Linked DNA regions of Homo sapiens: region 2 is linked to region 1. Evidence: read pairs that join two places in POLR2A ChIA-PET (ENCODE). Cell type or tissue: K562. All regions are shown on one strand. Each heading gives the region's core, and the rest is flanking DNA. Links, peaks and the distances in the headings are about the cores only. Region 1 overlaps FLII (FLII actin remodeling protein). Region 2 overlaps MYO15A (myosin XVA).

Region 1 (2,900 bases), core at 182-2,681:
GTGCTTCATCCTCAGCCTCCTCCCCACCAGTGGGGGCAGGTGTGGGCCTCTTAGAAGAGGAGGCCCTCTAGCAATTCCTGCCCACGAGCTTGGCGGGGGGTCCCTGGGGCTTACCCAGAAACCCCATAGTGAGGGATTTTTTTTGGTGGGGTCAGGAGCATGGGGTGACCATTGCCCCATGCACCATCACAGCTCCTTCCTGCCCCTTCTTGTCCAGGTTTGTTTTCCTGCTGGACCGAGGGCTAGACATCTACGTATGGCGGGGGGCCCAGGCCACACTGAGCAGCACCACCAAGGCCAGGTACAAGGACACCGTGGGGTCTTTTGTGTGAAGGAAAGGGGTGTGAGCCTCGCTGATGACTTTGCATCCTGCTCTCAGGCTCTTTGCAGAGAAAATTAACAAGAATGAGCGGAAAGGGAAGGCTGAGATCACACTGCTGGTGCAGGGCCAGGAGCTCCCAGAGTTCTGGGAGGCACTGGGTGGGGAGCCCTCTGAGATCAAGAAGCACGTGCCTGAAGACTTCTGGCCGCCGCAGCCCAAGCTGTACAAGGTGAGCCCTGCTGCTGAGGCCCACCTTGGCCTCCCAAGTTCACCCACCGACTGGGGGAATGGACTACACACCGATGTAGTTGGCTTTGGGCTCCATCTCGACTTTGGTGGGGAGAGGGTGCCACCTTCTGGACAAGGAACAGTATGAGCAAAGGTCTGGAGGCTGCTTTTGAGAAGTAGCCTCACGGAGTCTTTCCAGGATGGTGGGGCCGTAGGGGAGACAGAAGCACCTAGTGCCAGGGCTGGGAACCTTGGCTCAATTATCTAGATTCTTGTGAACAGGAAAGGGACACGTTAATTAGAAATGGCATGAAGGGCCTGGAGAGGGCAGGCAGGGAAAACTCCATTTAAAAGCCCTTCTGAAAGGATATCCCTAAAAAGACCTTGAAGGGGAGGGGGAAACAGAAGCAGTCAGTGAGCCACGCTGCAGGGCAGGGCTGGTTCCAGAGCAGAGGGCTGTGTGGGTGAGGTTCCTGTCTCCAGATCCCTTCCCTGCCATGCTCATCCTTCCTGCCAGGTGGGCCTGGGCTTGGGCTACCTGGAGCTGCCACAGATCAACTACAAGCTCTCCGTGGAACATAAGCAGCGTCCCAAGGTGGAGCTGATGCCAAGAATGCGGCTGGTAAGAGATGCAGGAGGAGGGCGTGGGGCCAGATCCCTCCCCGTTGGCTGGGCTTTGACCTCCAGACTCCCGGTCCGCAGCTGCAGAGTCTGCTGGACACGCGCTGCGTGTACATTCTGGACTGTTGGTCCGACGTGTTCATCTGGCTCGGCCGCAAGTCCCCGCGCCTGGTGCGCGCTGCCGCCCTCAAGCTGGGTCAGGAGCTGTGCGGGATGCTGCACCGGCCACGCCATGCCACGGTCAGCCGCAGCCTCGAGGGCACCGAGGCGCAGGTGCGCTTGCAGCTTCGGAGGCCCCTCCCCAGGATCCTTCGCACCCTGACATGCCCTGACCCCTGTGGCTTCACTACCTCCCTACAGAGCTGGGCCCAAACCCACCTCCTCTTTGCTGACTCTGCCCAGGCCCCGCCCCCTCTGCAAGCTGCCCCTCCTATTCCTACCTCCGTGTCCGAGGCCCCGCCTCCCAAGCCCCGCCCTAGATCTCCCTTGGGTCCCGCCTCAAGCCTCGGGCTACTTCCTCCAACTCTAATCATGCCGCACCCCTCATGGTTAGTTGATGGCCTCCCTGGCAGGTGTTCAAGGCCAAGTTCAAGAATTGGGACGATGTGTTGACGGTGGACTACACACGCAATGCGGAGGCCGTGCTGCAGAGCCCGGGTCTCTCCGGGAAGGTGAAACGCGACGCCGAGAAGAAAGACCAGATGAAGGCTGACCTCACTGCGCTTTTCCTGCCGCGGCAGCCGCCCATGTCGCTGGCCGAGGTGGGGGCAGGGCCGGGACCGGGGCGCGGGGGGGGGGGTGGGGGGCAGGCCGAGGGCGGGGCCTATGCGCAGAGCGCGCTCAGACCTGCCGCGGGGCGGGTCCCTCTCACCTGCAGGCGGAGCAGCTGATGGAGGAGTGGAACGAAGACCTAGACGGCATGGAGGGTTTCGTGCTGGAGGGCAAGAAGTTTGCGCGGCTGCCGGAAGAGGAGTTTGGCCACTTCTACACGCAGGACTGCTACGTCTTCCTCTGCAGGTACCACCTCAGCACTCCCTTCCCCAAGTCCCTCCCCTGGTGCTGGGGGCTCGAGCCCCTGCTCACAACCTTCCAACCCGGCAGGTACTGGGTGCCTGTGGAGTACGAGGAGGAGGAAAAGAAGGAAGACAAGGAGGAGAAGGCCGAGGGCAAAGAAGGCGAGGAAGCAACCGCTGAGGCAGAGGAGAAGCAGCCAGAGGAGGACTTCCAGTGCATCGTGTACTTCTGGCAGGGCCGTGAAGCCTCCAATATGGGCTGGCTCACCTTCACCTTCAGCCTGCAAAAGAAGTTCGAGAGCCTCTTCCCTGGGAAGCTGGAGGTGTGCCTGGCAGCCCCGCGAGCCCGAGGCCAGGCGGAGGGGTGTGGTGGGGCTCAGACCCAGCGAAGGTTAGGCTCCCGAGGGGCAGGTGGGGGTCCAGGGAGCTGCCCCTAACACTTCCACATCCCCAGGTGGTACGCATGACGCAGCAGCAGGAGAACCCCAAGTTCCTGTCCCATTTCAAGAGGAAGTTCATCATCCACCGGGGCAAGAGGAAGGCGGTCCAGGGCGCCCAACAGCCCAGCCTCTACCAGATCCGCACCAACGGCAGCGCCCTCTGCACCCGGTGCCTGGCTGGGGGAGGACGCAGTGGCGAGCAAGCGTCAGGGAGCCAGGCCTGAATCCTTGCTGATGCCCCATCCCTTCCACAGGTGCATCCAGATCAACACCGAC
Region 2 (2,900 bases), core at 236-2,735, 130 kb after region 1:
GCTCATGCCTGTAATCCCAGCACTCTGGGAGGCCAAGGCAGGTGGATCATATGTGGTCAAGAGTTCGAGACCAGCCTGACCAACATGGTAAAACCTCATTTCCACTAAAAATACAAAAATTAGCTGGGCGTGGTGGCGCATGCCTGTAATTGCAGCTACTCAGGAGGCTGAGGCAGGAGAATCACTTGAACCTGGGAGGCAGAGGTTGCAGTGAGCCAAGATGAAGCCATTGCACTCCAGCCTGGGCAACAAGAGCAAAAACTCCGTCTCAAAAAAAAAAAAAAAAAAAAAAAAAAGACAGGACTGTGGTGGTCACAAGGTGGGCACACTTGTGAGCATACTAAAACCACAGCATTGTACACTTTGATGGGTGAATTGTATGGAGTGCGGATTATATATTGATTGTTTTAAAAAAGAAAAAGGACAAGAGGGAGGGAAGGAAGGAAGGATGCAAGTAATCCACCCCTGGGGATCTCTCTTACACGTCCTTATGGGTAAGGACACACAAACAGAGCTGCTCATTGCTGCAGTACACCACAATGCATTCCAGGATGGAACACAACACAGCTATAACAAGGAATGTGGACGATCTCTGTGTCCTGATAGGGAGCGATCTCCAGGACCTGCTAGTGCAGGAAGCAGGCTGCAGATCAGCCTGTTGACTACAGTGTTTACTGAGGCCTTTCTGTAGGAAGAGTGTGTGTGTGTGTGTGTGTGTGTGTGTGTGTGTGTGTGTGTGTCAGGGGAGGTGCTAAGAATATAAGTTTGTATTCTTATGTTTGCCTTTTTTTTTTTTTTGAGACAGTCTCACTCCGTCAACCGGGCTGGAGAGCAGTGATGCGATCTCAGCTCACTGCAACCTCCACCTCCTAGGCCTCAGCTTCCTGAGTAGCTGGAATTACAGGCATGCACCACCATGCCTGACTAATTTTTGTATTTTTAGTAGGGACAGGGTTTTGCCATGTTGGCCGGGCTGGTCTTGAACTCCTGGCCTCAAGTGATCTGCCCACCTCATCCTCCCAAAGTGCTGGGATTATAGGCATGAGCCACTGAGCCACCATGCTCAGCTTGTGTTTGCTTTTTTATTTCCATATTAGAAATACTGCAGCCAGGAGCAGTGGCTCATGCCTGGGCACTTTGAAAAGCTGAGATGGGAGGAGCCCAGGAGTTTGAAACTAGCCCAGGCAATATAACGAGACCCTGTCCCTAGATAACAAACCGAAAAATTACAGGTGGCAAGCACCTGTAGGCCCAGCTACTCAGGAGGCTGAAGTGGGAGGATCGCTTGAGCCAGGATTTTGAGGCTGCAGTGAGTTGTGATCATGCCACTGCACTCCAGCCTCTGACACAGAGCAAGACTCTGTGTCAAAACAAACAAAAGAAATACAGCGCCAGGTGTGGTGGCTCACACCTGTAATCCTAGCACTTTGAGAGGCCAAGGTAGGCTGATTACCTGAGCTCAGGAGTTCGAGACCAGCCTGGGCAACACGGTGAAACCCCATCTCTACTAAAATACAAAAAAATTAGCTGGGTGTAGCAGCGTGTGCCTGTAGTCCTAGCTACTTGGGAGGCTGAGGCAGGAGAATTTCTTGAACCCGGGAGGCAGAGGTTGCAGTGAGCTGAGATCATGCTACTGCACTCCGGTCCAGGTGACAGAGTGAGACTCCGTTTCAAAAAAAAATAATAATAATACAGCAAAAGATACATAAGAAATTAATGAGAATAGTTATCTCACTGTAAATCTTTCTATATTAGTTTGATTTTTATCCATATGAATGCATTTCTGAGTCAAAAACCAAAAAAAATGTAACATTTAAAAGTGTAAATGTGGGCTAGGTGCGCTGGCTCACACCTGTAGTCCCAGCACTTCGGGAGGCCGAGGCAGGTGGATCACTCGAAGCTAGGAGTTCAAGACCAGCCCAGACAATATGGCAAAACCCTGTCTCTACTAAAAATACAAAAATCAGCCGAACATGGTGGTGCACACCTGTAATCCCAGCTACAGATATGCACAGTGTGGTGGCTGAGGCAGAAGAATCACTTGAACTCAGGATGTGGAGGTTGCAGTGAGCCAAGATTGCACCACTGCAATCCAGCCTGTGTGACGGTGCGAGACCCTGTCCCCCACGACCCCCCAAAAAAGTGTATATGTGAAAATGGAAAAAAAAAGGGATTGGAGACTGAGTGGAAACACCACTTTAGAGGGGCTCTCAGGAAGAATGTCAGGGACCTGAGATGTCACAGGTCCAACCCCACCCCCACCCCAGTGTCATGTAACATTTGTTACATTTGTTGAAAGTGAAGCAGAGAGAGGTCAGAGACTTGCTGGGGAGAAGCAGGGCAGGGCTGGCCCTTCAGGCCCAAGAGCACCTCCCAGAGCCATACCTTCTGTCTGCCCCAAGTAGGGGAGCCTTGTCTGTCTGTCCAGAAGAAAGGCTGAGAGGCCACCATTCTCTAGCGGGCTTGCCCAAGTCCTGCCTCAAAGCCTCAGGCAGGCATCTTTCCACTGCAAAGCCCCATTGTCCAGATGAAGAACCTGCCTCTCAGAGAGGCAAGCCCAGCTCTAGCCCAGGGGACGTGGAGCCCAGTGGCTCAGAGCTCTGGGTCAGGTCTCATTCCTCTCCTGGATCTGACCCATAGCAAGTCATGCAGCCTCAGCGTTGGAGTCTCCTCATCTGTGAGTGTAGATGCCTCCCTTACCAGGGCTGACCTGGGCATTACATGAGATAGCGGAGAGCTGGGCACAGTGGCTGGCCTGGGCAAGCAGCTGTTGTTATGACTGCCAACGTCATTGCTACAGGCTGCTGCCTGTCTGCTCTGAGTGAGGAGGTCTGGGTGACTGCTGGCAGCAAGTCCTGCCCACCTGATCCCTCCTGGTCTCTGGGTCCCAGGCTTGACCT

The links. ChIA-PET counts read pairs that join two places held together with the same protein. Peaks named below come from ENCODE experiments on the same cell type or tissue, not always from the same donor. Only the 100,000 strongest peaks of a DNase experiment are listed, where the experiment ranks them.
Region 2: POLR2A ChIA-PET joins it to region 1 with 6 read pairs; 2 of 35 experiments call an interaction of 5 or more read pairs at or near these places.

The regions. Positions count from the first base shown.
Region 1 is chr17:18,246,201-18,249,100 of GRCh38, reverse strand. It overlaps FLII (FLII actin remodeling protein), which reads left to right. Exons shown (of 30, transcript NM_002018.4): 17 at 218-301; 18 at 380-551; 19 at 1,068-1,172; 20 at 1,253-1,444; 21 at 1,744-1,932; 22 at 2,049-2,188; 23 at 2,273-2,507; 24 at 2,639-2,793; 25 at 2,879-2,900. Among named protein-coding and RNA genes, the nearest start is that of FLII, 11 kb to the left of the region's middle. RefSeq lists enhancers at 396-465, 445-994, 1,545-2,096. In K562, for the core only: a CTCF peak has its summit at 676 (motif pointing left); DNase peaks (open chromatin) are centred at 670, 1,650 and 1,960; H3K4me3 peaks cover 150 bases.
Region 2 is chr17:18,111,638-18,114,537 of GRCh38, reverse strand. All of the region lies in intron 1 of MYO15A (myosin XVA), which reads right to left. All of the region lies in intron 1 of LOC105371566 (a long non-coding RNA gene), which reads left to right. Among named protein-coding and RNA genes, the nearest start is that of MYO15A, 4.3 kb to the right of the region's middle. In K562, for the core only: no CTCF peak of the experiment used is centred there; no DNase peak of the experiment used is centred there.